Regions from separate parts of the Mus musculus genome. Here all the other regions are linked to region 1. The links are chromatin loops, found by intact Hi-C in ENCODE. Cell type or tissue: heart. All regions are shown on one strand.

Region 1 (2,500 bases):
CTAGAGGATCCCAGAGTGGGCCATCACTCGCAAGGCGCGTGGTCCTCCCTTGCGCCCAGGTAAAGGGCGGGCGTGCCCGGCTCGGGCCGCGCGGTCGTTTCCTGGAGCCTAAGGCTGAGCAAGGGCCGCGCCGGGTGGCTCGCGTCACCGCCAAGCCCGGCGCAAGTGCGCACGCAGCGGCCCTGGCCTCCCTCCCCCTCCTCCCCCCGCCCAATCCGCCCTGAAATTTCTGCGTCACAAAACTTTCCACTCGGGAACCGCGGCCTCCCCTGCCGCGACGCACCGGGCCGGCGGGGCCGAAGCAACCCAGCTGGCTTGCAGGCGAACCCGCTGGCGGGCAGACCCGGGGGGATGGGGATGGGGGTGGGGGGGCGACCGCGCAGCACCGCCGGCCTGCGCCACACAAAGGAGGCCGCCGCCATTAGCCCGCGCAGAGGCCAGCCCCCCTCCCGCGGCGCCCCCTCCCACATTCCAGCGCCGCGGGGCCACTCGGCCAGCCCGCGCGCCGCCGCCAGCTCCCTAATTTCCAAACCACAGCCACTGGGGCCATGGAAGCCCAAAGCCCCGGAAATCCGGGGCCAAAACCATCCACCCGGGCCCCGCCACGCCACGCGGGGCAATCTCCCCCCCCCGACCGCCCCGATCCCCACCTGCGGGTCACTAATCAACCAGGGGACGCGCGTGCGCCCGAATGCGCGCGCCCCCTCCCCCTCCGCTCGCCTGCGCACAGACACAAAAGCCGCCATTGTGCTCGGGCCAGGGACAATACCGCGCACCGAGCCGAGCCGGAGGAATCACCGGCTCTAGCACTCCCCCCGCAAGCATCCAGTCCCTCCAGAGCCCCTAGCCACTGGCCACCCGCCGGCCCGAGCCGTCCAGGGAGACGGGAAGGCAAAAAGCAGAACTTAAAGAGCTGCGCCACAAGGCAGGCTAGGGCAGGGGGCAAAGTGATGCAGCGACCCCCGCGGCTCAGGCTCACCTGCTGGTCCAGCCCGAGCGCATTTTCCACTGCCACATGACTCATCCCTGAAGAGTACCGAGAAATCGGAGTCTTCCGCTGCTGAGCAAAGGCTGCCTCTACCGCAAAGGCCCTCTCACGGGAGAACTGCGGCTTTGAAGCGCACCGCGCGGCCACCGACCTTATATACCGACTCGGAGGACTGCTACGTCAGCACGTAAGACGTGTGCCCTCCTCTCCCGGGCGGCCGGCCACTGCCGTTAGGAGCTCTGCCTGCTTACGGTGCGTTGCTCGGCTGAGTCCCGTGAGATTTCCTAATCAGTCCAGTTACCCGCGTCCTCGTCGGCTCATAAAGAAGCCTTGGGTATATGTGGTTCTGGTTCTCCTGGGTTTGCTATCCCCTGGTCTCCACCGGTCCCCTAATCTTACTGTTTTCTCGAGATCTCGCGAGAAATGATTGCTGACCGTCCTCTAGCCTTAAGGCCCTAAGCTTTAAACTAGGTTGATTGGCTGCTCCTCCCCTGTGTACCCAGTTTTCGTCCTTCTTTCTAGCACTCGTCCCTTCCTCTCCGTCCCCGGGCGTGGAGATGATGCAGTGGGCTTTGTCTGGCCTAACTAATGAGCCCTGGCTCTGCGTGGAGGGCAGTGGGATCACGTGACCGTGGGTGTCCAGCAAGGTGGCCATCTTGTGAAGAAGGGAAACTCGCTTGACTAGTGCTGGGAATGGGAGGGAGGGACGGGAAAACTGCGGGAGGGCGGGGAGGAGAAAGGGGGAAGGGAACTAGAAATGAGAAGCAGAAAGGTGGAAGGCTGCATGGTGACCCGAGTCCATCTGAGCAGGGACTGTAGGGGATGTGCGGGTTGCTGTAGGCTTCAGATCGCCGTTGCCTATAGATAGCATCACTCCCACAGCCCCACTCTGAAGGAACAATAAAACTATCTCACGCGAATCTAGAGCCGGCAATCCAGGACCCTCCCGGGACCCGGAGCCTCTCTCGTTTGTGAAAGAGTCACTTATTGTAGGCCCCTGTGTCCTTCCGCGTGGCATTCCTGGCACCAGCCTGTGGCTGTTGGCACAGTAAGGGACCCCAGGGAGGCGAGAATGTGTGACTGGACACAACCTGTGTCTCCCTGACCGAGATAACTTGCCTCAGGCCTCTCTCTCCACTAGACAGAATATGGAGGAAAAAGGGGTCTGTCATCAAACGGGCCGATTCTGGTGGACCCCGCTTCTAGGCGGACCACCCCCCAAGACTCAGCTTCAAAAACACATACCCTTAAACAACAAAACCAAAAGAATATATTGAGCCCTCAGCTTTTAGGCAATGGCAGCACACAAGTTACCTAAAAGATACTCCTTTCTGACCCTCAGTTTCACAAATAAAACACAGGACTCAGCACCCCCCCCACCTCAACCCCAAACCCAACCCCCCCACCAGGGGCCTTCTGCTGCCAGAATTCAAACAATTACTTCTCATCACATAGTTTACTGTACAAACTCTTCTACTTTTCCAGTTTGTAAAATTGAAACTGAACTTTTAA
Region 2 (2,500 bases), 520 kb after region 1:
CCTACTATAGGCAAGGATTTGGTTGGATTCAATCCTTAGTCCTGCAAAAGGCAATGTTGTGGCAGGAGGTGGTGGTATATTCTAGCTGTCACCACAAAGAATAAAGTATGAGAGGTGATCAAAGTCAATGAGTCCGATTTGTTCATTCGGGAGTGTATTCATGCACTGTACCCCATAAACATATGCAATTTAACACTGTACCCCATAAATACATGATTTATCAATCTGAAAAATGGATGAGGTAGTGGAGGAGCTTGTGATCCCAATTACTTTGAGCTCAAGAGCTAAAAAATGCCAGCCCCGACAACACAGTGAGACCAAGAATCAAGAGCACTGCAATTGTACAAGTGGAGAACAAAGAGAATTGTCTAACCTTACGATCAGCATGAGCATCTGTTACACCTGCGAGAGATGAAGCTGCAAAACGATGTTTAGGTAGGGTCACAAAAATAGACGCTTTTAACAGTTAATTTTTCCGTGACTTGTGCGTGAGAATAGCTAGGTTACTAAACAAAAAACAAAAATAAACGCACACAAAAAAACTTTCGAAGCCCAGACATCACGAAAGACCAATTGCTTCCGAATCTATGGAGGTGGAGGGAACCCACAGACATGTTTAAAGGCTTGCAGTTCGTTTCAAACAGAAGCCAAGATTAGAAAACAGACAAAACATGTGGATTTTGGGAGAAAGAGGCTGTAGTTGGAAAGATGAAAACCCAGGCAGGATAGGGCGGCTACTGCAAGGGCAGGGACAAAAGCCAAGAACACCAGCAAAGGATTTAAGGACTACATGTGTTTCAATGTTGGGCTTTGGGTGACAGCAAAGGCGCGGCACACAGGAGACTGCATTCAAATGACGTTATTGTGTCGTTGCTCTTGTCCCACAATTGACAAAAAAAAAAAAGGAAAAAGGAAAAAAAGAGACTGTAACGTTTTCTCCCACGCGTCGCGCCAGGGTCGCCTATGGGCGGAGCGTGCGTTGGACAGTCACAGCGCGCGGTCGCCGCAGGCCGCCTTTTTGGGGCCCCGAGAGGAGAGACGGGTGGTTTCTCCGCCAACCCTTCTCCGTTCACCGTCCCGCTGCGGTCGCCTAGGCGGGGAAAAAGAGCGCTTAGGGACCACTGACGTTACTGTGACGCGGCCGCTGGACTGGCGGCGCGGCTTCCGGCGCCTTGCGCCCACCCCCCTTTCCGCTTTCCCGCCCACGCACCTCCTGGCTCCGCCCCTCTCCCACGCACCCCCTCCTCCTGTCCCCCAGAACAGCACAGCGCGGGGAACGGTCGCAGGTTGCCTTTGGAAAGGGCCTCCCGCGGGTTCCCCTTCCGTTCTGCCTGGCGACTTCCGCTCTCGGCCCAGCAACATGGACGCTATAACCCGCCGGCCGGGCGGCCGCTGAGCAGTCGCGGAAGCTTCCCCACTTGAGTGGCGGCCGGCCCGCCTCTCTGCCCTCCCGCCCCACGCTCGCCTCCCTGCGGCCGGCCGGCCCGGCCCTACATGGGGGCGGGCCTCCGCAGCTTGGGCTCGGCTTCCTGTTCAGAGGCGGCCTGGCGCTAGGCGGCGGCCACTCTGCCCGCGCCCGCCTCGGTGCGGTCACCGAGCCCGGGAGGAGGCTCCAGGGCCGCATCTCAGGCGGTTGCCCCGAGCCGGGCTGTACGCCGCCATGGCCCCAGTGCAGCTGGACAACCACCAGCTGATCCCTCCTGGCGGCGGCGGTGGCAGCAGCGGCGGCGGAGGCAGCAGCAGCGGCTCCGCGTCTGCCCCGGCTCCCCCGCCGCCCGCAGCCGCTGTGGCGGCGGCAGCTGCGGCGGCAGCTAGCCCTGGATACCGGCTTAGCACGCTCATCGAATTTCTGCTCCACCGGGCCTACTCGGAGCTTATGGTGTTGACGGACTTGTAAGTGCTGCGAACCCATGCCTGCTTCCCGGCTCCTCACTTGCCCTTCCCGCCTTCAAGAGAGGCTTATGCTTGCCATTTACTGAGCTAGGCTGCTGAGCGTAGAATTTGGAAATTCATGGGGTTTAGGTTCTGGGGACAGGGAGGAGGTAACTATTGGGGATCTGGTTGACGATGAAAGCACGGAGACTGGTTAGTTTCGCATGTTAACACTTGCGCTGAAGATTGTCTTTGGGATTTTTGTCTTGAGTTCCCAACAGAAGTGTATTAATTTCTATGTGGAATATTTTCTAAAAACCTAAGTCGAAGAGTAAGCATTGAGGACTACGTAGAATTCGAACTGAACGGGATTTTCAACGAAGGGAAATGTTTTACATCTTTTTTGACAATGTTTTAAATGAAGGTTGCAATTGTTTCTCTTAAAATGCCGGAGGTCGATTCTGTGTAAAACAATTACATTATAAATTCTGATTCTTTCTGCAACATTTGAAAGCGTGTTAAGTCTTTATGGATGTAGTGAAAGTAGAATACTTTTTTTCTAATGAGCCTCCGGGTTTCAGTCTAGTTACCTATGAAATGCCTTGGGGCGTGATTAGGGTGTTAATAC
Region 3 (2,500 bases), 67 kb before region 1:
ACCATTACAAGCATAGGTTACCACATTTTGCACTTCTTTTTTTTTTTTTTTTTTTTTTTTTTTGTCGCCATTGTTTTTGTTTTGAGACAGGGTTTCTCTGTGTGGCCCTGTCTGTCCTGGAATTTACTCTGTAGACCAGGCTGGCCTCACAGAGATCACCCTGTCTACCTCCTGAGTGCTGAGATTAAAAGTGCATGCCACCATGCCTGGTACCTTCTGTTATACACATACACCAAATTTTGTTTATTCATTTGTTAGTTTATCAGTGTGACCTTTCCACGTTGGCGCCAGTATCCACAAGACTGTTGGGAATAGTCATGTACTAGTGTTCAGGTGGGCGTTATGTCCTTATTTCTCTTGGCTAAATACTTAGAAATGGACTTCCTAGGGGACTGGTGGCCATGCTTGACTCTTTCTTTCTTTCTTCCTTCCCTTCTTTCCTTCCTTCCTCCTTTCTTTCTTTCTTTCTTTCTTTCTTTCTTTCTTTCTTTCTTTCTTTCTTTCTTTCTTTCGACAAGATTTCTCTGTGAAACAGCCCTGTATGTCCTGGAAATCTCTCTTTTGACCAGGCTGACTTCACACTCAGAGATCCGCCTGCCTCTGCTTCCGGAGTGCTGGGATTAATGGGGCTTGTGCCAACACAACCCCTCGTGCTTGACTTCTTAAAAGAATCTCCAAACTGCATTGCAAAGCACCTACAGCCATTGACACTCTCTCCATCGATCAGAGTCGGGTCCTTGGCAAATGGTTTTTTCCCATGAGCCACAACTAAGTTTAGGCATCCCTATGCTGAGGTCAGAAGCTCTATTAGCCTGATCATTCAACGACTGAGACTGCTCAGAAGTGCTGCGTGGCCTCGGATTGGATCGTTTTTTTCTCCCAAGAGCCCCAGGGTGGGGATGGAAAGAATGGTGTGTTTAGAGGCATTAGCAATGCAAAGGGATTAACTACTCCGCACCAGACAGTCCAGTGCTAAAACCTAAAAGCCCAAGTGATGAGAGATATACTTCGGAGGAAGTAGCTAGGGGAGGGGGAGGGCCCAAAACCAAGCCCAATCCTGACTCAGTCTTTGAGCTGCGAATCTATGGCTGCGATTGCATCATGGAGCCTCCGCAGCACTGCCCTGATGCGGCGGGGAGTTGAGAGGTGGGGGCGAACTAAGGCTGGCATCTGTTCCCCATCTCTGCCCCCGGAAGGATACTGCGTGGTTACTCAAAGCTAGATGACAGCACCTGCCGCGAGGCCCCGCACCTCCTTGGTATTATTATGGTATTAGCTCTGCCTTATCCGGGGGCGGGCAGAGTAATGAGATGCAATGCTGCAATTGCAGCCCTGATCCAGCAGTTTTGATTCTTCCCTACAGCTACAAGCAATGGCTTCCATCACTGCTCCCCCCGCCCCCAGCTGGAAGGCAGTAAAGTAAACAGGAAGTGGCCGTTTCTCCAAGGGGGCTGTATGGGACTTCAGCTGTGGGGGTTTCTTATCTGAGCTGGGAACCATTCAGATTGGGGCGTGGCTCTGCGCAGTCACTGCTTGGCGCTCTTGCGCGCTTGCTCTCTCTCGTTCCCCCTCCCATCTCTTCCCCTCCCCCCTCCCTATCTCTCTTTCCTTCTCCCATTGCCTTCTCCCCTCCTCCTCTCTCCCCCAGTAGCTTTCTATTAAGGGTGATTACTTTACTATGCCTCGGGGATTTGTGTTGAGAGTTAGAATTTAGGTTGAAGCCCGGCATCCTGGTTGCAAACTAACATTAAGCCTTCGGTGTGATTGGAAGTTGTTAAACAAGCACAGGCACCGGTAGCCAGAGTTGGGGGGGAGGGGCATCTCTTTGTTCCGTTGGTCTTACTTCTTTGTTTTGTTTTGTGTAACATTGTCTTGTTCAAGACAAGGTCTCATCCTGCTGCAGTGATAACTATCAGTAATTCTCCTTGTTGTGTTTTATACAAATAAAGAGAAAAGGAATATGTCTGGTGAATGTGCAGTCAGGTATGGGGGGAGGGGGTGCCTCTGCGGGCCCATGCTGAGGCATCCCTTCCCCCTAAGGGACCAGCCACACTAACGACAGTATAGTATAGAATAGAGTATATTCAGGGCATGGGGAGGCGAGTTGAGAGGGTAGTAGAGACAGAGAAGGGCAGAGAGAGTAGAGGAGTAGAGTAGAGGTCGGCCATGAGCACGTGGACGGGGGTATGGAGTAAGAGCAAGAAGGCGAGAGGGAGGGGGTGAGAGAGAGGGAGGGAGAGAGAGAGAAGGGGGACAAGCATCCCCTTTTATAGTGAGTCTGGCACACCTGGCTATTGTCGGGTAACTGTCGGGCGGAACCTAGATAAAATGCTACAGACACTTCTGCGACGAGGGATTTGTTTTATAGCGGTGATGTGATGGGGACTGGACCGAGGGTCTTGGGTGTAAGAACGGAATAGTGGAATTGAGCAGCTGCTCACATTGCCTGCAGCAGCCCTCCCCCATGCAATCACAGACAAGCACTCCACTGAGATAGTGT

The links. Hi-C counts contacts between places; a loop is a spot of excess contacts. Peaks named below come from ENCODE experiments on the same cell type or tissue, not always from the same donor. Only the 100,000 strongest peaks of a DNase experiment are listed, where the experiment ranks them.
Region 2: a loop joins it to region 1, with 6 times the contacts of the local background. A loop is called at or near these places in 2 of 42 quality-filtered maps.
Region 3: a loop joins it to region 1, with 4 times the contacts of the local background. A loop is called at or near these places in 15 of 42 quality-filtered maps.

Annotation. Positions count from the first base shown.
Region 1 is chrX:13,279,637-13,282,136 of GRCm38, reverse strand. Ddx3x (DEAD box helicase 3, X-linked) reads right to left here and starts at 1,115. Exons shown (of 17, transcript NM_010028.3): 1 at 980-1,115. The coding sequence starts at 1,024. In heart, a CTCF peak has its summit at 1,124; DNase peaks (open chromatin) are centred at 236, 1,166, 1,606, 2,006 and 1 weaker place; H3K4me3 peaks cover 2,338 bases; H3K27ac peaks cover 2,500 bases.
Region 2 is chrX:12,760,860-12,763,359 of GRCm38, reverse strand. It overlaps Med14 (mediator complex subunit 14), which reads left to right and starts at 1,387. Exons shown (of 31, transcript NM_001048208.1): 1 at 1,387-1,893. The coding sequence starts at 1,661. Gm14634 (predicted gene 14634) reads right to left here and starts at 1,082. Exons shown (of 5, transcript NR_045852.1): 1 at 374-1,082. In heart, a CTCF peak has its summit at 1,510; a DNase peak (open chromatin) is centred at 1,469; H3K4me3 peaks cover 2,500 bases; H3K27ac peaks cover 2,500 bases; H3K27me3 peaks cover 1,747 bases.
Region 3 is chrX:13,346,143-13,348,642 of GRCm38, reverse strand. Gm34661 (a long non-coding RNA gene) reads left to right here and starts at 939. Exons shown (of 3, transcript XR_386903.3): 1 at 939-1,258. In heart, a CTCF peak has its summit at 1,398 (motif pointing left); a DNase peak (open chromatin) is centred at 1,452; H3K4me3 peaks cover 1,815 bases; H3K27ac peaks cover 1,930 bases; H3K27me3 peaks cover 1,354 bases.